Regions from separate parts of the Mus musculus genome. Here region 1 is linked to region 2. Evidence: chromatin loops called from intact Hi-C (ENCODE). Cell type or tissue: left cerebral cortex. All regions are shown on one strand. Each heading gives the region's core, and the rest is flanking DNA. Links, peaks and the distances in the headings are about the cores only. Region 1 overlaps Tnr (tenascin R). Region 2 has its middle 20 kb from the start of Mrps14.

The links. A loop is a pair of places that touch in the nucleus more often than their neighbours do. Peaks named below come from ENCODE experiments on the same cell type or tissue, not always from the same donor. Only the 100,000 strongest peaks of a DNase experiment are listed, where the experiment ranks them.
Region 1: it touches region 2 in a loop (2.7-fold over the local background); 14 of 42 quality-filtered maps call a loop at or near these places.

The regions. Positions count from the first base shown.
Region 1 is chr1:159,918,804-159,931,386 of GRCm38, forward strand. It overlaps Tnr (tenascin R), which reads left to right. Exons shown (of 23, transcript NM_022312.3): 21 at 141-302; 22 at 4,461-4,624; 23 at 5,291-6,119. The coding sequence ends at 5,410. Among named protein-coding and RNA genes, the nearest start is that of Gm31667, 100 kb to the right of the region's middle. In left cerebral cortex, for the core only: no CTCF peak of the experiment used is centred there; DNase peaks (open chromatin) are centred at 5,558, 7,339 and 7,803.
Region 2 is chr1:160,169,353-160,181,935 of GRCm38, forward strand. No RefSeq gene overlaps it. Among named protein-coding and RNA genes, the nearest start is that of Mrps14, 20 kb to the right of the region's middle. In left cerebral cortex, for the core only: no CTCF peak of the experiment used is centred there; a DNase peak (open chromatin) is centred at 7,756.

The sequences.
Region 1 (12,583 bases), core at 2,005-10,004, 250 kb before region 2:
GGCAGGTTTGACACCAGCCCAAGAAAGGGGGGGAGGCACAACAATGTGGATGGCCCACTCTTTCTCCATAGCATGTGTTTCTATCCCATTCCCAAAGCTTCTGGGTCAAGACTCAGTACACAATCTGTCCTTCTCCACAGGGCTAGACAACATCCACAGGATAACAGCCCAGGGCCGCTATGAGCTGCGTGTGGATATGCGGGATGGACAGGAAGCAGTCTTTGCCTACTATGACAAGTTCGCTGTGGAGGACAGCAGAAGCCTGTACAAGATCCGCATAGGAAGTTACAATGGCACTGCAGGTACTTGTGGGCCCCGTGATGACCCCAGGAGCATTGGATGTGTATTCCTGTCCTAAGCTGCAGCAGAACCAGCAGAATTCACCGAGTTCGTGAGCTGACTACTAGCCAGGAAAGAGGCATGGCTAGCTAGGCCACTGGCTCTGATCCTGCCTGTCCATTCAAGAGACTTGGAATCAATTTCTTGGGAGTATCATATGGAGAATTATAATAGTGATGTCATCTGAAAAATGATAATAGTGATGTTATCTGCTAAATTATAATGACGATGTCATCTGCTACATTATATATAATGCTAATTATAATAGTGATGTCTATCTCACTTTACAGAGTAGTCAGAAAAGTTTCTATAAGCTCAATATGTCTGAAAAGTTTGCTCAAAAACAATGCAGGTTGAGAGCAAAAGGTTGCTTATCATACCTAGATTAACCAGAGTGGACTCCCATTTAGCAAGGGCAGAACTGTTTGTCACCTTATTTGACATCTCCTTGCAATGGCTGCTGGAAAATGACCTTTGAACTATGAAACAGTTCAGATTCCCCATTCTTTGAGCTGACTGTCCCCCCATCCAACCATCAGCAGCCATCATAGCACCACATGAAGGAGCAGAGGACATTGTTTAAATGTCCCTCACTGGCCATGTTGCTTTTTTGTTCTACCAAGTGAACCATACACCTGGTTGGGTTCTCAGTGGTGGGTTTTAGGGCATTTTTACCAAGCAGAACAACCATCTGTTTGAGCTCTATGTACACATAGTTTTGTGAGAACATACCACCAAGCTAGTCCCTAGCCTTTGGCTAATGTGCTCTATTACACTACCTTCCATGAAGCCTGGTGTGCCAGGTGTGTTACTGTTTGGTACATGGAGTTACCAGACATTTCATGTCTCCAATTTTAGAGCTAAAGGCTGGTGTTTAATGTTAGCAGTATTTCCTATGACTCTTGGAATTAAAATGAACATCAAGGTGTTACCCCTCCAATTACTGCATCTGCTCCATTATTTCCTTTCTCAGCCAGATACTGTTATTCAAAAGAGAAGACATACTTATCTTTGTTATTGTTCACAGTTGAGCCATTCGCAGTGGCAATCAGAGAAGCCTGAAGAGCCCCAACAAAAAGGTCCAATTTGCCACACTTTGAGCATAAAACAGCCATTGAAATGGACATTAAACAAGATGTCATTCTAAATCATTTCAAAACGAAATGGATACTATTCACTCCCTAGAATTAGAATTGTGTCTACAGAAAAGGCTTTCATGTTTCTCCTATGGGAAGAGAAACAAGCTCACCTACCACAGTTTCTGTCTCCCCTCAGTTCCCCCTCTTCGTCCTTCTCTGTCCAATCCCACATGTTGTCTGTCTACCTTGGGGCCAGCCCTTGAAACATCTTCCCCAGCCCAGTCTCTGTGCCACACCTCAAAGAGGGCAGAACCGTTAGATTGCACTCCTCTCCCTGTGTCAGAGGTCAGTGAGTCTAGATCTTGGCTAGCCAGTCATGGACATTAACAACAATTCATCCATCACCTTATATATTCAGTTCATCTTTTTCAGTAAGTAAAACCCTGGGTTTATTTAGGTTACCCCATCTCTAGGCAACTACACACCATTCATAGAAAACCATGCCCTCCGTCCTGGCATTTGTAACAGTTCCCAGTTCTTCAAGCTGTTACCACTTCTCCAGGCCTCACTGGCAACCAGCCACCCCAGGGCCTCCAGTCCAATTACAGCCCTTTACTCCACATTTCTGAAGTCCCGAAACTTCCAAAACTCTAAATAGAACTCTGCTGGGATTCAAACTGACACTTCTAAATTGTGTCTTTAATAAGAGCAGAGCCACACTCACTGTTCTGGTTTTAGAGCATCTAACAAGAACATAAAACATGGACTCTGTAGTACCATCCTAGTTTAAAGAAAACACCAGGAAATGCCTCTCTGCAGAATAAATAAGGATACCCATAGGAGGGTTTCTGGGGTATATAGAAAGGATCCTTGAAATCAGCCTATCTGACTGAAACCACTGAAAACATCGTCTGGATGAGACATACCAGAAAAACAAGATTTCGTGGAAGGGGAAGGCTTGATGCATTACTCTCTTGGGCAAACTGTGTGATTGGAAGGATCAGGAGCTGTGAGCAGTGACACACACCTATAATTACAGCATGGGAAAGGCTGAGATGGAAAAATTGAACATTAAAGCTAGCCTGGGCTATATAGCAAGATGAAGTAGAAAGGGAGAGAGGGGCAATGTGGGTAAGAAAGTAGAAAGTGGAGGTAAAGGGTGGAGGAGAGAAGGGGAAGAGGGAGGGAGGGAAGAGCAGAAATGTGGAAAGGAAGAGAAAGAAAGAGAAGATTAATTATGGAAAGTCTTGACACTGAAAGAAAAATTGACTTTTTACATGACTGGAGGTCTTGTAAGTCCTGAATGGCATAATGGGATTTGGATTTTAGAAAGATCACTAGGACAGGTCCAATCAAGATAAAGTAAATCTGAGTGAAGAGCGGTGAGAGCAACTGGTGGCTGCATTATTAATCCTGATGGGAGATAACAGGAGTCCGTGCTAATGTCAGAGATAAAAGGAGTCCATGCTAATGTCAGAGCTACGAGAAAGGCATGAATATGAACAGGTGGTCAAGAGTGAAAACCCGGACTTAGTTCATGTCTGGAATATACGAGGTAGATGTATGAGGCAGAAAAGATGAGGGAGGATACAAAGACCTAGGGGACCATGTCTGTGACAATCAGTTGGCAACATCAAAGCAGAAGCCAGAAATAATTGTTGGGAGAATAATGAGGATACATTCTAGTTTGCAGAAGGTGAGAGGATAACAATGCAGGTAGGCACAGCACAGATGATGAATAATGATTAAAGCATGGATTGCTGGAGAGTAAAATTAATCCAAAAATTTTAAGGTAATAGGTATGAGTATGACTTGAGATAAAGGAGATGAAAATGATAGTCTTCTGGAGAGGGAAAGTAAGACCCTTTTCAAGCAGAAGTAGATAACAAAAAGTTGTTTCAGTTGGTGGGATTGGCTCTGGATGGGCACAACACCAGAATCCTTCAAGATTATATGGAGATGAGAATGGTGTGACACACTGCCTCAGGACTCTCTTGAGCGGTGAAGGCTTCCTTGGAAGACCCAATAGCCCAGAGTTCTGTGGCTGCAGAAAAGAAGGTGCTGAAGCCTTATAGCTTCTATAGCTTGGAAGCCATAGAATCAAAACACTGTCCCTCTTAGGGGAAAGCAACCTTAGCTATAGTGACTATCACTTTCATCTGATAAATAACATGAGGCCCCTTCCCAGCATCTCTAACCACAAATCCTGCCAAAGGCTTCACCCGAGTCACTGTAAGTGCCTGATGGTCTGATCTCTCAGTGAACCCTGAGTTCACCTGAGCCGCTGCATAGCACCCCTGCCAAGAGAACACCCGGTCTCCACTTGTCTTTGAGAAAGAAAATCTCACCACAGGGTCAGGTAGCCTAGCTGGTAGTATTAGGCAATTTCTCTTTACCTATTTAGGTAAATATTTTCCTCTTTACAGTCTCTCCGTAGTCATCCTGACACTTCCCCACCAGGTTTAGTTATGTGTTCTTATTTAGCGAAGCTTCCTCACATGGAAGCTTTCTCACCTACCCACATCTCATTTGACATGGTTATGTTTCCGTCACCGTTTCTTGTTTATTGGTGCTCTGGCTGCTGTTGTTCCTCTTCATGGGCAGAACCAAGTTCTCACGGTGGGGTATTGGGTACAGGCTGATCAGGGACAGCAAGCACAGGGGAAAGCCAGGATGAACTTACACTGTGAGATCCATAAGGGTTGGAGGCGTCGTGGCTCCTTACTGTCTCCAATAGACACAGTGGGACCATGAGTGCTCTGTGCCTCAAAACGGCCAAAGGGAAATAGACAGAGATGCTAAGATGGAGCTGTCTGGTAAAGTTCTCAGCAAATGTTCAGTGATGAATAGAGTGGGAAACATAGAAGCGGTTCCTCCCTAGCCCTACCCTATGAGGTAATATAGAGGCAAAGGTCTGCATAGCCATGACGCAGCTCAGAAGGAAAAGGGGAAGTGAGCCAGGGTTCCATGTGAAAACCAGATGTCCACAGCAAATGGAACAGCCTCCGGAATGGTTTTGTTTTCATTTTTGGTTTTTGGCAGGAGACTCCCTCAGCTATCACCAGGGACGTCCTTTCTCCACTGAGGACAGAGACAATGATGTTGCAGTCACCAACTGTGCCATGTCCTACAAGGGTGCTTGGTGGTATAAGAACTGCCACCGGACCAACCTCAACGGGAAGTACGGGGAGTCCAGGCACAGTCAGGTAGGCCACACTCTCATTGCGGGCAGAGTGGTGGAAAGGGCAGAACCCAGGCCTTTAGTTCTGTGTCTCAGCACTGTTTCCTCTTTAAAAAGAAGTACTCTGGGACTGAGAAAAGACCATTCAAGATGCTGTCCATCAACTCATCATAGGCTCAAGGGCACGGGGCACAGAAGGGGGGAGACCAGAAACCTTAGTAATCTAAGCTATTTCCCCAGGAGACTGCAAGCCCCCAGTCTGGGCTCAGGGACAAGGAAGCAGCTGAAACACAAACCCCCAGGCAAGCCCCCAGAGGTTGCTGACCCCAGGTGGAAGCCACCCAAGTCTCCTCATCATGAATGAGCTGCCCACAATTTCACTATTCACCTAGTTGGGATTTTGACATTCACCACAGTCCCCTAGTACCAGAAACTCCTGAAGGCAAATCACAAAACTGGCAATAAGAAATAACGCACAACTTACCTTTTATAAAGACATAGGCCTCTGTAAAGGGGACGCTGGGACGAGACTCAACTCTCTCCATCATCCTGGGAACTCTGTCTTGAGCCCCTTCTTAACTGAAAACAGCTAAACTGATAAGTGAAGCCCTCAATCCAGTCATTCTTTTCAAGCAGGGTGCTCTGCTGAGCATGGAAGGTGATCTGACATGTTCATATTTCTCACACTCAGGGGATCAACTGGTACCATTGGAAAGGCCATGAATTCTCCATCCCCTTTGTAGAAATGAAGATGAGGCCCTACATCCATCGTCTCACAGCCGGGAGGAAACGGCGAGCCTTGAAATTCTGAGCACTGGGCAGCCAGCCACCAGCCAAACAATCTTTTCTGTCATTTGTTTGTATTTTATAATATGAGACAAGGGGGGGAGGGGCAACAGTAATGTGCTTCACAACATATTCAGACTATCTGAAGGAAGCAGGGATCAGTTAGGCACCATCTGCTCCTAGTTTCTGCTGCCTTGGAGCCTGACTCACAGGCTACATGCTCCCTGCTAACCAGTCCTGACTGATCACCCACCTCTTTTCTCACAGAGGAGGAAAACTGGGGAGTTAAAAAAAAGAAAGAACTACAGGTTGTTATGGTGATGGGCACACACACACAACTTCCTCTATCCCTTCTTCTGAGATACCTTCCAAGTTCTAAGTAATAGTAATCTGGTCACCACTGACTATGGCCAGGTGACCACACCATCCCAGAAAAGCTTCAAGAAAAAAGCTTGGCCAATCTTCTCTTAAGAGGGAAGATGCCCACCACACCCTGGCGCAACTGTCCAAGTTCATTGCAATGGGCTAAAGATTCTCACATTCTGACAGTTAACTTTTAGGAGGCATGGCCTCTCTTCCAGCCCCATCCTCTCCTTACTTCTGTCCCCTAGATCCTATTAGACCTACCAACCCAACCATTGTTTAGAACTCCAGTTACCAAAGCTGTCTGAACCTTGCCCTGGGTCATGCAATAGCTGTGCCCTGTGCGTCGTAAATCATTGTCGTGTAATAACTTTCTTTGGTGGTGAGACTTGGGGAAGGGTATTGTTTCTAGCACATTTGTATCAGACACTGACAAAGGACAGGAGTGGAAATGAGGGCACCTACCAGGGAGCGTGTGGGTCTGAGCAGAAACAGACCTGACTTAGTGTTGCCTTGTGCATTTGTGATCTGATTTACCATGGATTCTTTCCCTGACTCCTAACTGAAGGTCTCTAGCTCTATACCCAGTCAGGCTATCCTCAGTGCAAGTGGCTTCAGAAGAATCATGGGGGAAGTTGTATGAGCCATTCCCCTGTCTGATTACACTGGGAGGGGACAGCGTGCTTGTCCTGGTCTCTTGTTGTTTGCTTTGATCCTGTAGTAAACAGAACTGACCCCCTCAATGAGGTGAGACCATGAGAAACATTTTCCATCTCCCTCTGTTATCCTGCTTTGAGAAGAAAAATGAAAAGTGCCAGAGGAAATTGCATTTAGAACTCCAAAGGTGAGCGGAGTGATCTCCCCACCCCCACGTGATTTGATTTTTTAAAGCCCCGGAGAACTGGAGGCTATAGAAGCCATGACCTTTCAGCTTCTCCTTAAATAAAAATCCAGTCAGTCTTTCCTGCAGCACCTGCCCAAGCTGTGCCAAGTTTCTCAGCTGCCTTTTCCCTGTCTCCCTGTCCTCTCCTATCTTTGAGGGCCCAGTGTGTACTAATCGGGCCCATGGCTACTGTCTGGGGTGTCTTATACCTGTGCCAACCAGTTGGCATCTTGAAATAGAAACAGCCACCATCTAACCAAGCTTTGAGCCACAAGCAAGAGTCCTCCTGGGCTGATGATCACCTGCTGAGCATCGTGACATTGGGGTTAGCTTGCCATTTTTCTGTCACCTCCCCTGTCTCTGTGATATAGAATCACTGACCTACACAAGGCCAAAAACACAGGTGGAGTTTTCACATTTTAATCCATCATGGGCTTCAAGCAGCTAAGAGAAGGAGGAAGAGGGGGGACGCCTATAGGTTATCCGATATTTAACTAGATGTGGGCCAACTGTGCAGGACTGGAGGTAAGCACACTTAACGAGGGAATTGAAGGGCGTGATACGAGGTTGTCTCTGCCACCATGACAGCTACAAGCCCTTGATGGGTTTGTTCAAATCTCTGGGCCTTGGTTTCTTCACCCAGTTGAATCAGAGTTTAGACCAAAAGGATTTCTAATGCCCCTTTAGGTTTAACCATCTGTAATAGAAAAGCAGAATCAAAGTTGGTCTTGGTGAGTCATCGCAATTAAAGGAAAGCCAGAATCCCCGTGAAGGACATGGGGAAAGGGAGGGAAGGAGAAAAGGGGGAAAGAGACTGACTCAGAACTCTCTGTGTCTCTCATAGACACCACACACACACACACACACACCATATACACATACATACACACACACCACACATACACACCACACACACACACACACACACACACACACACACACACACACATACACCATATACACATACATACACACACACCACACATACACACCACACACATACACACACCACGAACATATACCACACATACACACACACACACACACACACACACACACACACACACACAATGCTAAAAGAAGCTGAAGCCATTATGTCTATGAAAGCAGAGCCAAGGAACTGGATGTGCCTGAACAGCCCACCTCATCAAGGGAGCTGAAATGGAACAAGATTTTGTGTCATCACTACCAGGAAAAATCAAGAAACATCAATGGAAATCCAAACCTGCTTTTTACTGGAACTATTTTATCCTGCGGAACATTTTTTTATAAATAGCATCGGCTGCATCGCCTAGATTCATTTAAAGGAATTTTAAAGTAAGAAAGAAACTTCAAAGATCAGCTCACCCAACCTTCTGTAAGAGGGTTTAGAGATCCCTTTTGTTAAGTAGAGTGAGTCCCCCCACACTCTATGCTTTGAAGAGACTGTCTTCTCAGAATCCACAGGGAGCTTCTCTCAAAGCTTCTGGACTTGACTGGCTTCACTTCTTCCTTCACTGAGCTTCCTAACTGATTCCAGTTGTTAATCTGCTCCTTCTCACGCCTGCTTTTGTCCCTGAGGAGCAGGCAGCACTACTTGGCACCCACCCTAATCACCCAAGATTCCCATAAGGGACTCAGAATGACTGAACGGGGGCCTATCAAGAAGATGGCGCAACTACAGACATGTTAGAAGGTACACTTCCACAAAATCCCCAACAACAACAATAACAGTAACAACCAGTCACCAGAGACTGCCATGGATTCACTGCCTAGAATCAAGAGCCAGGCCACTCTCCCTCTTTGCATGCCCCATCATATGAAGATTGTTTCTATACTGAGTTCTCATCTTCCCAGGGCTACTTCTGGAAGGTGAAGACATTAACTGTGAAGACTCTTTGTTAGGGATGACAACCATGTAGAAAGCGTTGGCCTTCAGACCCGACTTACTGAATAAAGGGAGACTTGGTGAGAGGGGCAAAGTGGTGCTCCCAGCTCCCAGATGTCCACTGAATCACTTATGAGAAGTAGGGCAGGAGGCAGCATAGTTCTTATGATTCTGTTAACCTCAGACCAAACCAGGACCCAGGACCCATTTGTACAGGAGACTGATTTGTAAAACAACAGCAACATGGCAGCAGAGAAAGTTGGAGCAAGCTCCCAGATATCTAAATGTCCCCTCCCCCCAGCTACCTAACACCCTATCTCTAAAGAGGTGAGAGTCACTCCTAATATCCTTGTTGCCTTCCACTGGGGAGCCAATCAGCTCCTCCGAGATAGAAAACTCTCATTTCAAAAGCAAATTTAAAGGACCAAGATTGCCTTGCCAGTAAACTCGATGCCTATACAAACTCTCCTAAAAACATCTTTACCTTTAAAGTTCAGTATCAGGACAGAGATATAGATTATGGGGCAAGAGGACATTGTAGAATCTTTTCAACAAGCTTTTTTGAAGCATCCATTGAGAAAGGTTTGATAGTTCCCCCCTTGGTCCTTTTCTATGGAGAAAGAAAGGTGGGATTTGTGAGAGCTGTGAACATTTGAAAACAGCCCCGGAGGCATGGCCTTTTCTTTTTCTTCCTCCTAGGATTTCAGAAAGGGGGCAAAGCACTTCCCCGGGATACATGCTTTTCTATCCATTGCTTGATAATCATTGCATTTAACTCCTTGATTGCATTTCTGTCCCTCTGAAGACAGAGAGGGAAGATCACTTTTCACCTCTATTTACATCCTACTGTCTGCACTGAAATACTCGTAAGAAGGACTAATATCCAAATAAATCCTAGCAGAGGTGAGATAATGCTTAGCTTACCTCAAACTTGCCAAGGCTACACAAAGATGCTTGGTTTTCATCCATCCTCCCTGGGTGGTTTCTTTCATTCATACAACTAAGCACTGAAGGTCCTCTCCACTGGAGGAAAGGGGACAGAGCTGGCTTCTGGGCTGAGGCTTGTAGCTTCTCTTTTATTATCCCACTGGGCCCTCAGAACAAACTTCTGAAGTTCTTTGACTTACTGCTTCCCTCTTGGCCTTTGCTTCTTCCACACCCCAACTCTCCCATATGCATCTCTCCTAATAATACTACAGCATTTTGGCACTGCCAGGCAAAATGAGAACTTGCAGAATGAATGAAAACTACTCGGATTACAGAGGCTAAAACAACTCTGATAAGAAGAGATGTCACAGGGATGAGAGGAGGCTTCGGTTTTCAGAGGATGTGTGTGTTGGTACACATGAGGGTCCCTTTGGAAAGAGTGGCTTTGGTTCATCCTAACTAAATCCATGCTGGATTTAGTTAAACCAGTTTTGTCTTCTTCAGGATCTGAGAAAATAGCTAGGGAAAAAAAAAGTAAGTTAAATAAAAGAAGCTGGTGGAGTCTTATAAAATAAAAACAAACCTTAGAGGCCCCACAGTGGAAACACAAAAGCCACGTGAGTGGCCACATTAAAGACATCATCAGCATCGGCTTCTCAAACTCTCGCCTCATCTAAAGAGCCTATGCATTCACCCCTGCGCCTGAGATAGGAGGCCACTAGCAGCCTTATGCACAGAAGTAAGAAGAAGGACGGCTTGCTTTGCTACTCGACCGACCAATCTTGCCTCGACCTCACATTTCCCTTCCCGGCTAGTACAGCCTGGTTTGTCATCTCAAACATTTCTGATTTATTTTTTTTTAAGGTCACTCCTCAACCAAAGCATGACTTCAGTGCACTTGCAGCATCCCATTGTCCAAATGTCCTTGGCAAACCTCACAGTCTTTGGACAGTGTTATGTTTTCTTCCCAAACAGGAAATCCTCATTCCTTCCCCAGCTTAAGACTATTTATTGCAGGATATCCATTCAACAAGGTCCTGGCTCCTAAGATCTCCTCTATTAACTTAATAGAACATCTCCTACTATTTGAGCAGTAAGACTAGGTTAAAGCTTAACTTCTAACTTGGAAATGTTGGATCCTTTCAGCCCCTGACCCCGACACTCTCATGGGTATGGTCATTGGCTAAGTTACTACCATGGCCTCTGAAGAGAAAGTACAAGATTCGTTGAGATGTAGGTACATTGTACTCAGGAAGCCTGGGCCACCTCAGGTCGGGGTTAGTGTTGTAGGGCAGACTTATAGTAAGAACTGTTTTTTTCTTGTCAGTGCTTTTACAACCCACAGAGAAACCTGTAGCCTTTAACCAATCTGTCATTGAACACTAATATACTCAACCCTGTCTCCTAGACCAACATTAAAGAACACTCCTTCAGAGGCAAAGGACATTCTGGACATCACCTAAGATGACTCTCTATGCCATGCTCAAGGAAAGCAAGGCTGACATAGGCAGGCAGCTTGCTTGAGATCACACAGCCAGTTAGACATAGAAATGGGGGTAGCCTGGTACATTTAAAAAAAATATCTGTCTCTCCTAATAGAAACTGAGAAAAACAGTATTTGTATACCTATTGGTCACATTCTGTGCAAAGGGCTTCCCATCAATTACTTTATTGAATCCTCACCCCAATCCAGAGTAAGTTTTAATCATTTTCTAGAAGAAGAAAGTGAAAGCATGGGATTGTTAAATGGCATGTGTGAAGTCACACAGCTTCTGAGGAGTACCACTGTCTCTGTCTAATACAAACAGCCTTAGTTCTTCCAGTTTGTAAAGCTGCTGTCACATTGACCACGCGGCTGCCATCTTGAACTCACTACCATTCTCATGATGTTTCTAACTCCATCCACCTCTCCTTTTCCTTTTAACAAATGGAAAATTTTGCTTGTTTTCTCATGCTATGCTGCAGAGAAACCCTCAGCCCCAAACTATTACTGTCAGAAATAGTAAGAAATAGCCCAGAAACAATTCTTTTTTCTTTCTGTTTAAAGTTTTGAAGATGGTGTCAGACACAAACATAAATTCCCATCCCAGGGCCTAGGCAGTACAGACACTTCTCTTTTCTAACACAAACCCCTTTCCAAACTAGGAAAAAAGATAGAACCAGTATCAAGGAAGGAGAGACCACAGGATAACACTGTGTAAGCACCTAGGGTATCAGTTTGACCCTAGAGTTTGCAAAGGAAGAGTTATGAGTGTGTTCAAACAACTACAAACAGCAGAAAATGCAAATATCCTGTGAATGTCTAGGCTAAAATCAACAGATTGCAGGGAAAATTAACACGACCACCTCCCAGATCCCAGAGTTCCCTGAAGGAACATGACAGGACATTTGTAAAGACTGGAACTACAAGAAGTCAAGAGAGGAGTTCTCTGTGTTTATTTTCTCATTTCCTTTCTCTCTCTCCTTACCCATCTCTTATCCCAGTGAAAGAGAAGTCTAGGAGAACAGTTTGCTACAATGCTGACTAGAATTGCTACTTTGGAAGATCTAAAAAGATATCAGAAACTTGGTGGCTTCATCTATCAGACAACAACTCCTAACACTGAGTTCTGTTTCCCTCTTAAGATATTTATGCTAAACGGACTAGGTCTTCCCAAGAGTGAATTGAGGTCCCCCTCAAAATGGTAACTCCTCTGGAACACCTCAGACACTTATTAGATAAATCAAGCACTACAGTTCCTGCAGAACTGTCTTTCAGCAGAGGAATCCTATGCTACCTACTTTCTTCACTACCCTCCTTCCTTAAGGCATAGCGATGCTACAGGGACTCACAAACAAGGGTCAGAATCTGTAAGAGTCTAGTCCTTCCTGCCTCTCTTTAACATAAATGCTCTTCCCTCCTATATTTACACACACACACACACACACACACACACACACACAAACCCCAAGTACCCTCAAGCCTATAGAAATTTCCAGGTGCCCAAAAAAAGTCACTGTGACTCTGAGGGGTTTTATTGCCTGGGGCTCCAAGAAGATAACACTCATCCTGGTGGTCTCTCAATTGCTGTCCCAACAAATCATAAGCACCAAATCCTCCATTCCCTCCGAATTTGAATTTGTGGTTTTAACCTTTAATAGCCTTTTCGGGTAAAATA
Region 2 (12,583 bases), core at 3,115-11,114:
CTCCTGGTGATGGTGCTGAGTGACGGCCAGATACTCTCCTGTCCTGTAATCCTGTCTTGAATTCGTGTAACTGCACGAATCCTCAATAAACCACTGTATAGGAGAAAGTTAAATCACTAAAAATTACAGCTCTGTTCACAGAATAAGATGCCTTGCCTGAAGTTTCGTAGCATCAGAGGCTGCTGTCTGTCTTAGCAGCTGTAGATTCAGAAACTGAGCCAGGTACAAAGGTATGAAAGGCAGAAGACTCAGCCCTAGCTCAGACAGGATGTAGGAAACCATTGGGGGACACAGGAAAGCTAAGGCACAGATCAAAGACAACAGGGTCCAAAGGCCAGCACTCAGATCTGCCTCTACCTCTCAGGAAACCCCGAGCTTCCGGAGTTGCAGACAGGCACCATTGATCCCAGTGGCCTGTGGCATCAAAGCAGCAAGTTCTTCAGAGGAGAACCATGCTTCACATACACTCCAAAGTCAGGGGACCAATGATGCTCCTCTGCCTTCCGCCTCACCCCAAAGCTCAGATGAGTGTCTCTCATTGGTAGAAGAAGTGTTACTGGGCCTTTAGATTCATTAAGCCCACTTCATGGTTTTATATTTTTAAAAAGTTAGGAAACAGATACTAAAAAAGTACACATGAATTTATATTCAGTTTAGCCAAATAAGGGGTTATTTAGTTTCTTCTTCACTGAACCCATGGTCATCTTATAAAGACCAGAAAATGGGCCATCCAGAGACTGTCCCACCTCAGGATTCATCCCAGATACAGTCACCAAACTCCGACACTATTGTGGATGCTAAGAAATGCTTGCTGAAAGGAGCCTGATATAGCTGTCTCCTGAGAGGCCCTGCCAGAGCCTTACAAATACAGAGTTGGATGCTCACAGCCAACCATTGCACTGAGTGCAGGGTCCCCAATGGAGGAGTTAGAGAAAGGACTGAAAAAGCTGAAGGGGTTTGCAACCCCATAGCTATGTAACAATAATATCAATCAACCAGACACACACACACACACACACACACACACACACACACACACACACACACCAGAGCTCCCAGAGATTAAACCACTAACCAAGGAGTATATGTGGCTCCAGCTGCCTATGTAGCAGAGGATGGCCTTGTCAGGCATCAATGGAAGGAGAGGTCCTTGGTCCTATGAAGGTTCGATAGACGCCCAGTGTAGGGGAATCGAGGGCAGGGAGGCAGGAGTGGGTGGGTAGACAGAGGAATACCCTCATAGAAGCAGGGGGGGATGGGATAGGGGTTTCTGCGAGGGGGGAACTGGGTAAATATTTTTTTAAAAAAATAAAAAGATAAAAAGAAAAAGAAAAGACAAAAATTGAAAGTAAAAAAAAAAAAAACAGAAAAATGTGTAAATTTAACTGTAAACAGTAAAATAAGCTAACCGGTCCTTTTTAGGGATGGAGAGTAGGGGGTGGGAATTTAGACCTGGGCACCAGGTTGTGTCCAACAGGCTTAGTTTTTGGTTGGTTGGTTGGTTGGTTGGTTGGTTGGTTGGTTTATTGTTTGTTTGTTTGTTTTAAGTCCTGGAAGAGAAAAAACATCATTTAAGAGTTCTTGCATTCTAAAAGAAAATAATTGATGTAAATGAGTTGGTGGTGTAGGTTTCCCATCTTTTCTGGGCCTGGGAAAGGCCTTTGTGCATAATTCAAACGGTTTAATTCATCTTTTTGAGGATTCTATCTAAATACTGTATTTGTATCTTTCCTTCCACCTTCCTCTAATTCTTCTTGTGTCCCTTCCATTCCTTCTCAAATTCATCATCTCTTATCTTTTTATTATGTGTGTGTACATATACATATACAGCCTGCTGAAATCACTTAATGTTGCTCATACGTGTTTAAGGATGACCTTTTGGGATAATCTGGAATAACCTTGGCTAATCCACAGAGAAGACTGGTTCTTCCTATCTTAACAACCATAAGTCCTATAGCTGCTCTTCTAGAGATGAAGCATTGTGAGAATTCCCCCATCAATATTGGCATGTCAACTGGTGCAGTCATTTTTTGTTATGTTTTTGTTTTTGTTTTTTGTTTTTCGAGACAGGGTTTCTCTGTATAGCCCTGGCTGACCTGGAATTCACCTTGTAGACCAGGCTGGCCTCGAACTCAGAAATCTGGCTGCTTCTGCCTCCCAAGTGCTGGGATTAAAGGCTTGCGCCACCACCGCCCAGCTGGTGCAGTCATTTTTAAGCCTGTTTAGAAAACCATATTGTTGAGACTTCCTTTGTATAGCGACCCTGTCATAAATAGAAGACATCATGTCCCAGCAGATGTCCTATCCCAGTCTTCTGGCTCTTATAGTCTTTCTGTCCCCTCTTCTACAACATTCCTTCAGCCTTAGGTATAAAAGTTATGTTGTAGATAGATCCGCTGGGACAGGGCACAACAACCTCCTTTCAAGCTGTTGGTCAGAGGAGTGCAAGAGAAACCCCACCAATATGTGTGTGTGTGTGTGTGTGTGTGTGTGTGTGTGTGTGTGTGTTACTGCCATGGCCCTTGGTTGTGTGTGTGTGTGTGTGTGTTACTGCCATGGCCCTTGGTTGTCACCCAGAAATTGAAGATAGGACCCTGTTACTGTAGATACTACTTACTTCAGACAGAGGACTTGGAATTGAGCTGGAACAGACATGGAAGCATTCTCCTTAAGGACAAGCTCTCAGGGTACCAGAAGGAGCCATGCAAACTGCTAAGGGAGAAAAGCAATCAATAGTCCTCATCAGCTGTAACACCTGTGAACATCAACAATGACCAGGATAGCAAGATGTTCTAAAGGGAACAAGAGCAGCATTCAAATCCAGTGGGTGACGAATAGCCATCCTAATTGGACTTAAGGCCTGCTCAATAGGAGGGCATTCATTACAGGCATGATATAAACATAGCCACTACCTGTAGCTGGTAAGACCAAGGATCCTAGAGGCGAACCAACTACTGCCATTTAACTAAACCATTATAGTTTCCAAATACTTATCTTTATATCCACAACTAATTATAGCTCCCACCCATAACCAAAAAAAACAAAAAACATTTCTTTTTACAGCAGACAGAGACCATCACAGGAAGCCACAACTGGTCAAAGTATTCCATTCTTCCTATAGGTGGGTAGTACAAACCTTTCATAGACTCTGCATTCCTATTAAATACATTAATTTTTCAAGTGAAGAAAATTTTGATAACTTAAAAGCCAAAGGGAAGGGTCTAAGTATGAATTTGAGGCTTATCAGCAAAAGCAGTGGTATGTACACACACACACACACACACGAAAGAATAATAATAATAAATAATGTCATTAAAATAAACAAATAAAAAGAGACACTGAGAAGATGACATGATGTTGTCAGTAGATATTTTAGCACCACAGAATTTTAAGTTTAAGTGTAGAAAAACAACATTCCAAAGCAGCTTTATCTTTACTGAGGACTTAAGTAATGTAATCTGTGTTTAAATACAGATATTGTCATACAAGTTGGAACCTTTATTGTCCTATTTAATTTCTACTGCTAAACACTTGGCTGGGAGTGTGGGATTTTAGACAACAGGTAGCTACTGAAGATTCCTTAAAAAAAAACAAATATTGTATTTTTAATGTAGGAAGATTTTTAAATTAATTTTTAATTAGCACACAGAATATTAGTTTTCATTATGACATTCCATACACATACATCATTGCATTGTGCTCAAATCCATCCCAGCCCATCCCTCTTTCACCCTCTCATGAATCTCACTCTCCTTATAAATCTCCTTGTGATTTTTATCCTGTCATGTAGAAGAGTAAATATATAATATTTTATCTCTTTCTCCTCTCCCCTCCCTTTAAGTCCTTTCCTCACCCTCTTATAGGCTTCCTTCTACTTTTACATCTCTCTCTCTCTCTCTCTCCCTCTCTCTCTCTCTTTCTCTCTCTCTCTCTCTGTGTTAGTGTGTGTCTGTCTGTCTGTCTCTGTCTCTCTGTCTCTCTGTCTCTCTCTCCTACACACACACACACACACACACACACACTCACAGATGTAACTGATGGGGGGGGGGGAGTTGAGAAGAAGGTAGGGAGAATTTCCAGGAAGAGACAGAGACCTGGGATTGGGGAGGCACCCTTGGCTGTGACTCACTGCATTGAAGAGGCTGCCTCCTCTCTCTAGGCAGGAACCCCAGTGGAGCAATAGGGACACCAACCAACCCACAAAACTTATCCTAACTACAAGAAATTCAGGAATTGAGGATGGAGGAGAGACTGAGGGAATGGCCACCCAATAACCTGCCCAACTTGAGTCCCATCTCATGGGCAAGCACCAATCCTTGACACTATTAGTTGATACTGTTATACTTGCAGGTAGGCTTGCTTTCAGCTACCTCAGACAGAGGTATACACCCACAGCCAAAGAGTGGATGGAGCTTGGGGACTCTTATGGAAGAATAGGAGGAAGGATTGCAACCCCTACGGGGATATTAACTCCACAGGAAGACCAACAGAGTCAACTAACCTTGACCCTTGGGGCTCTCAGAGCCTGAACTACCAACCAAAGAACATACACAGGCTGGACCTAGGCCTCTCCACACATATGTAACAGATATGCAGCTTGGTCTTCATGTGGGTCCCAAACAACTGGAGCGAGGGCTTCTGAGATAAGAAGGCAGGTGTGAAGGGAGACAGTAATACCGTGGCGAATCCCAGGCTTCCCCTTAGGACTCACTCACTTGAGCTATAAGTAGATGAGACTCCAGGACGAAAGTCAGTTAAGTCTTGGAAATCAGTTGGACGTGTCCAGTGATACACTCAATATACCCAATGAGATGCTAGGGATCTGAAGTTGCAGAGAAATTGAAGTTCAGAAGAGATGTGTGAATGAAGACAGACAGACAGATGTAACAATGGCAGTTGAAGCTATCAGAATGCACAAGAACAGTCATAAAATAAGAAAAGAAAAACCAGACAGAACAGCCAAGTCTTTGGTAGACGGACACTTCTGAAAGAAGAGTCTGGGAGCACACTGTTAGAAAGACTACGATGTTGGGAAATTATATGAAAATAAAGAGGTATTTTGATCACAGCCAGAGTTAAAAGAAGGAAGTAGTTTGTTGAAATGGTAAATTGGAGCCAGATTTTAGAGGTCACTAAATGTCAAACAAAAAAAATCAACTGTTTTCACCACCTCTGTGATCAGTGGTAAAAGTCACTGTACGTGTGCTAGATTTTGTGAGCTGAGCCTCCTAACCCTGTAGGAGAATTTAGAAACAAAATCCTTAAGTGTCTGGACCATGGGATTGGAAAGAGGACTCAGCAGCTCAGAATACTCTCAGCTCTTCCAGACCTAGGGTTAATGCCCAGCATCTACTTGGCAGGTCAGAAACCATCCATAATTCCAGGTTCAGGGGATCCAATGCCCTCTTCTAGCTTCTGTGGGCTCCAGACACACATGTGGTGCACAAACATACATACAGGCAAAAACACTTATACACATAAAAACAAATGAATAAAATTTTTGAAGAGAATGAATATCTCTGCCTCTGACATATGTCGCCTAAACAGCACCACTGACTTGAAGAAGCTGGAAGGAAACCCCAGAATTTCCAGGGCTGTCATTATTTTTGCTTAGTTATTACAAGCATGTTGCCAGTGACAATGACAGGCTCCCCAAGAATCCTGCTGGCCTAGCCAAGTCCAAAACCAATTGCAGCTTATCCCGCAGCCTCTGTGAGGAGCCTCTGTCATGGAGTCTTGACGCCACAATGAATCCTGGGATTCTTGGTTTATATTCCAGAGAAGCCATCAGACAAGAGCTGAACAATGTCTGTTCACCTTTCCATTACAATGTCCCACAAACAAAGAAAATGGCCCAAGGCAAAGAGAAGGCAGACATCCTGACTCTTTTAAATGTTGGCAGCCCTACCTTCTACCATGCCACTGTGGTTTTGGGAGAAGTTTAAAGCTATGCTTCAAGAGTAATTATACATGAAGGAGCTCGTTAGACATAACCACAGCAGGGGAGAGAGATGAGCTGTATCTTTGCAGGAGGCATCAGGGTCCATGGTGAGTACGTGTTTCTGACTGTGCAGCGAGGTATGTAGTGACATCTTGGTAGATGGCATGTGTTTGGGATTATGTATGTCACATCAAGATGGTCTGTTTTGTCGTCTAGGAGATGGACAGCGATTCAGACTGACAATCAGGTGGCTGACAACTGGCTGGGTATTCATGGTCATCTTCAGGAGAATGTACTGGCTCATACACTTTGGTAGCATGTACTGTATGGTCACTTTCAGAAAATCTTAAAGTTCCTGGACAAAGTCAGAGGCTGAGAGATGTGCTGGGCAGATCTGCCACCCTCAGGAAACGATTGGCCCTGGGAACTTTGAGGAAAGAAAAAGGAAGATAAGTATAGCTGATCAAAATGTTCTTTAATTGAAACTTTGGCCAATCTTTCCTCTAGACCTCAATTTAACTTTGTACTGGGTCATTCTTCTCAATGGAAGCAATGTTAATAGGCAGAGGAAACTTTTGGGGAGCAGAGAGACTACCTCTAGATTTTGAAAGCATAGGAAGCTGAACTTAGCCTTTTAGACATCCTCAGGATGCCCCATGTTAAAGAAGAAAGCCCCTCTTTTTCTGTTAGCTCACTGGTGATGAGCAATCAGTGTCGTGAAAGAGGCCAAACTACCCATAGGAAGGTCACAGGGGACAGAGCTCATGAAGGAGTCAAGTTTAACAGTGAATCCAAAAGTAAGATCTAAGGCTAAGGGTATCAATACCATGGAGAATAGGAAACACACAATGGAGGTGGGCTCTGTCTAAACTAGTAAAGCTAGTTAAGCTAGCTTCTACTACTGGTGTATCTAGTAAAGCTACGGATGAGAAAGAACTGACCCCGAGTTCCCAGGCTCATAAATCACAATATACAGGCTGGAGGGAAGGGAACAATGATAAAGGACGGCCACGTTAGTACAAGGATCTGAGTCCATTTCCCCAAACCCAAGTGAGAGTACTAAGCATGGTGGCCCATGCTTGTAATTCCATCTCTGGGAGGAGGAGGAGAAGGCAGGAGCATCTCTGTGCTATCTAGCCAGACAGATAGACAGACAGACAGACTGACTGACTAATTGGCAAGTTCTAGGCTAGTGAGTGACCTTGTTTCAAAGGAAGTGGACAGCATTTCTAAAGATAGGGAGATGCTGTCTTGGAGCCTCCACATACCTGTGTACACACCCACATAAACACATACCTGCACACACACACACACACACACACACACACACACACACACACACACACACACATGCATGTTTGAATGGCATTAGTGCCAGAAGTATTCTAAGAGAAAACTATCTCTGCCTGAAGACCCAGCAAAGCCTCCTGGCTAAGATAAAAATAAGTATGTGTTTTGAGGTCAGAAAATAATACTGCCTGCATGTGCCTATGCCCAGGTACATAGTATATGTCTCCGAAGCAATAGTTTGCATCTGACATAGTCATACTAAAGGATTTTTCATTAACTCAAGAATCGGTTACTGTATCTTTTTGTCAAACATTCCTCCTAAATCTTACTCCTATTTCTGGAAATGCCTGGAGCATTTCATTTTTGAATAACATCTGGTAAATGAGACATCAATTAGTCATAGAAATTGCCGTTTTATGCCATGAGACAAGTTTTTAAAAAAGGATCCCCGTGGACTGCAATTCAAAGAGGAAACGTTGTCTTTGTGCTCATCCTCGATCATGGATCGGATCCTCACTGTGCAGCAGCTGCTCTAAGTAGGAAACGGACTCAAGGCTTGAATCCTCACAATAACTCAGCGTGGTGGGGAGCACTCCACGCAGGCACTCAGCACACATGGTAAAGAAACAGTAGAGCTACAATAGTCAGCTGCAGAGCCTGCCACTCAGACTGCATCCCACACTTGAAGCTGAAAACTAAGGGCAATGGTGACTTGAGCTTTGCCCCAATATACCGGTCAGAGGTCAGTAAGTATTAAAATTAAACACCCTTTTAAGCTCAGTGATTTTACCAGTTCATTTCCCCCTAACGTCCCTCTGTTTCTTAGTAGAAAGTGATAGGTCCTGAATTTCAAAGTGCTTGTTGCTCATGGTGCCCAAGTGAATATATGTTGTTAAGAAAATAATGTTAGAGTCACAGAACTCATCATTTCCCCATCAGATATTAAAGACGAGTTGACAGAGCTGGGGAGTCAGAGGGAAAACACAACATCAGGGTTAGCTTTCCCAGCACTGAGTTACTATGTGTGCTTTGGTTTCACCATCTGGAAAATGGAGATGATAAAATTTTGGCCTCACTGGGGCATAGAAAGATCAGCAAACCAACGTCTGTAATCTGAGTAGTCTAGAGTTTCTTAGAGGCGACAAAGATTACTAGCATGTATTTATCCAAATAAGATCATTAGCAAAGGACTGATGCCAGCCTCCCTCGAATTTTCCCAGCATTCAGAGCAACCATAATCAGAACCCAGTCTATTACTATAAGGGGATAAAGTTTATGCCTCCATGGTAGCCATAGATAGCCCACACAGACAGATGGGCTCAGCAGGGAAGAATCCACATGGGTGGGCCTAGTCTCTCATTTTCATGACATCAGCTTTCCCAGCTGGGTCACCATTCTGCTTCATAGGGCATGTGTTCTTCTGCTAGAGCAGGCCCTTTGGTTTCCTCACAGAGGAGAGCAGGGAGTGGGGCTTTGTATACAATCCCAATGAAACAAGCCTGAGAGACAGTCTGACATCAAACCTCAAGGATAGACTCCAAGTGTATAAAGGGATGACAATTTCTACTTCACCAACCAGCATGATGTGTAAGATTAGAGGAAATACAATCCGACTTTGTTCCTAAAGAGATCTTGGGTGCATAGTATGTGGTAGAAATTGATCAATAATGTGGAGGTATAGAACTGAACAAGGCAAAGTCATTGCCACCAATGGCTCAGCTCTTACAGACTTCACATTCTAGAGGGACAGGCAAAGCAGCATTCTTATAGAAAGGAGTCAAAATTCATAAAGCATTACCCTCTATTTTATGAAAGGATTAAATGAAGTAATGATTGCTCATAATCTCTGTGTATCTTTTAAGGAACATACTGTATATTTCTCAGTACTATATAGGGTATGAAAGAACATTGAGAAGACAGGACTTGTGGAGGTGGAACCATTTAAGTGGTTGCTGTTGTTTGTTTTTCCTCCCCTTCTCCCCTTGTGTACAGCAGAGATGCTGAGAGCATCCACTCAGAATGAACTGCATCCAAAGAAGAAAAATCAAACTCTCAAAGCAGATGCCTAGCAAGGAGAGCTCAGTCTTGTAACTTATTTGATCAAAGGGGTTCCATGGAAGGCTGGGCAGCTTCCACATGCCTAAGGCCCATGACTTGTGAGACTGTTGGAAGAGGTCATTCTTGGGGATGACAGAAAATGATCAACAATCAGTGAGAGACACCGGAAGACAAGGTTAGACCTCTACTGCAGCACAGAGCACATGAGGAAAAGGTCTCAACATACAATTCAGTTTCCTTTTTGAAATGTGTCAAGCTACAGATTCACCTGGTTTTATTTAGAACTGATAAATCCAAGAGACCAGGAAACTCTGGAACAGTTCTAGTTCCCCAACAGAAACAAGTGTAGAGATGGGGAAAGTCAAATCCAAGAAATTCTTTATCTGTTTTTAGATCAGACCCCGAGAGAAAGCTGTGGGGAGAGTATCTTTGATAAACATGAAATATAAAATAGACATTCTGTCCCCATGCTCTTTCCAGGCCCCAGTGTGGAGGTACTGTTCTACTGCTCTGGGCCTAACGGGTCACATAAATGATGAACCTTCAAGTACAGGAATGGGGACATCTCCCTGTGGCCTTGCACATGTTTCTACCTTCAGGTATTCCTAGCTTACGGCTCTGCGATAGTTCTGTCCTCATAGCTACAGAGTGATTCGTTAACATTAAAGTCTAATGATTTGCCTTTATATCAGTTAGGTTTGGGATTAGAAGAACTAGGAAGCAGAGAAAGAAAAGGAGGGAGAAAGACAATGTGGAGAAAAAAAAAAGCTGCTTTCCTATCAAATGTTTATTCCTTCAAGTGAAAACCCATTATGGCCATTGCAAGGGGAAATGGGTGTGGCCTTCACTCTGCAACCACACAAAACATTCTGTTCAGATGGAGCCACAAGCAGCTGGCGGAGAGTGTCTGAAAGGACACTGAGTCAGAATCAAACCCTCCAAATGTCAACTTTCCTCTGGTAAGAAGAGTCACCCATTCATCTGCAGAGGCAGACGCAAGTGTTGGAACCAGCCTGACAACCAGGTCTGTCTGAGGCAGAGGCAGCAGAGGGAACACTGTGAGCCTCTGCAGCAACTCCACTGAGGTGACCTGAAACTCACAGAGGCCAGGAAGTCCTGGTATCCCTGTCTCTCTAAGCTCCCGTACGCATTCTAAAACAGAGGTTCTCAGTCTGTGGGTCTTGGCCTCTTTGGGTCGAGCATCAGAAAACACAGATATTTACATTACAATGTATAACAGTACCAAGATTTCAGTTATGATGTAGCACTGAAACTAATTCTATGGTTAGGGTCACCACAACATGAGGATCTTTATTAAGGGTTGTATGCAGTGTAACGAAGCTTGAGAGCCATTGTGTTAGAGGGTTTCCCAGAGAGCACATCTGCTGGGCTTTCAGGCAGCTGGAGAACGCTTAGGAGCGTCACCACTGCCACCACTGTACAAGGCTTGTTAGTGCTAGCTCTGGGCAGGACAGAGCACTTGATCCAAGGAATGCCAAGCTGAGAGTCTCATCTCTGACTTCTGGACTTCGTGTTCTTATCAGAGGGACAGATACATATCTGACAGCTCTGTTTCAGAGCAGAGGAGAGGGTGCAGAGAAGCCTCACTCCCCCTGTTAACCTCCCATGGATACTTTTGTTCAGGTCTTTCTCTGAAAGTGACAAAAGATGTAGGTTGCCCCTCTTTGGTTGTGTGATTTTTGCCATTGTGCAAAGAGATAGAAGGGCACTTCCAAAATCTCAGGCTAGCAGGTTGTATCGATATAGGTGAGAACTGAGGAAGAAATTCAAAAGCAATGAGAGGCTTTGGCATCTGGTCTGACCTTATCAAGGCTGATGATCTGGTTAGGACATAATAACAAGTGAGAATTTCAATCATCTATCCAGAACTCTTTCTGAGCATCCCCTCTGCTAGGAATGTGAAAGCAATGTGGGGTTTTTTTGGTTTTTTGTTTTGTTTTGTTTTTTTTTAGGAAGTTTCCAGTGAGCTGAGGACACACTGCAAACATACTGTCAGACTTGTATGTGACCATGGCAGTTTCCCCGCCCCTCCTTCCCTGGCTTGGCATTACCTCTGTAAAAAATTCTAATTTTTTATGTGCTTACCTTGCGTATGCTTTTAAAACTGCCAGGTCTTGTGCACATAAATTATGAATCAGCCCTAAGGGAGTTAATTAAGAAAAGAGGAATGGGGGAGCTGTAAACGAGGAAAAGCAGCTGACAAGAGAAGTTGACGCGCTTGCCTTGAAGTCTAAGGTGAGTGTGGTGTGTTTGGTTTCCCTTCCCCAACCTCAGAAGGTAAGCCCGTGTGAAATTAGTCTTTCTGGGTGTAATCAAGGGAAAGGTTGAAATGAAATTGTTTTGATTAGGATGGACATTTAATCCAAATGAGAGGGTTCTAATCAAAGGGAGAAAACAAAACAGACAATCACACACAGAGAAAAGGGCCAGAGGATGAGGGAAATTACCGAGATTTCCAGGAAGGAAATAGAAGTGAAGATGCAAGGGGACGGCCTACCCTGGAGCCTCTGAAGGGGCACAGCCCTGCTGGTGACTTGATTTCAGGCATCTGGCAGAAGGACTGTGAGAGAATGTATTTCTATCCTTTTAAGTTGTTGATGTTGTGGCAACATTTATGGGACTATAAGAAAGTAATTTAATGAAGGGAAATAAAGAAAAGCTCGAGCGTGTGTGTGTGGGGGGGGGGGGGGAATTAGTCTAAGAGGAAGGAGCTGCTCACACTGAGAAGAACAGGCAGTGTGTGACACCCGGGCAAACAATGTGTCACACCCAGGCGTGGTGGCTGAGATTACAAACTCTAGGAGTTGGACAAAAGGGTTTAGAATGAACTACTTAGCTGTGCCCCATTAGTTGAACAAGGTTATTCTAAAACCATTTCTATCTCAAGCAGCCACTTACCTGGTATATCTGAATCATGGCAGAATTATAAACCCCCTGCCAAAACAAACAAACAAACAAAGACATGTGGCACTAAGGGTATAGCTCTATGACAGAACACCTGCCTAAAATATACTTGATGAGTGGCATGAAAATAGATGGACAGATAGACATGATAGGCAGATAGATATGATATGATATGATATGATATGATATGATATGATATGATATGATATATGGATGGATGGATGGATGGATGGATGGGTGGGTGGGTGGGTGGGTGGGTGGATGGGTGGGTGGGTGGGTGGGTGGATGGATGGATCGATGGATGGATCGATGGATGGGTGGGTGGGTGCATGGATGGATAGATTACTGTAACTGTGAGCCAGGGAGGCA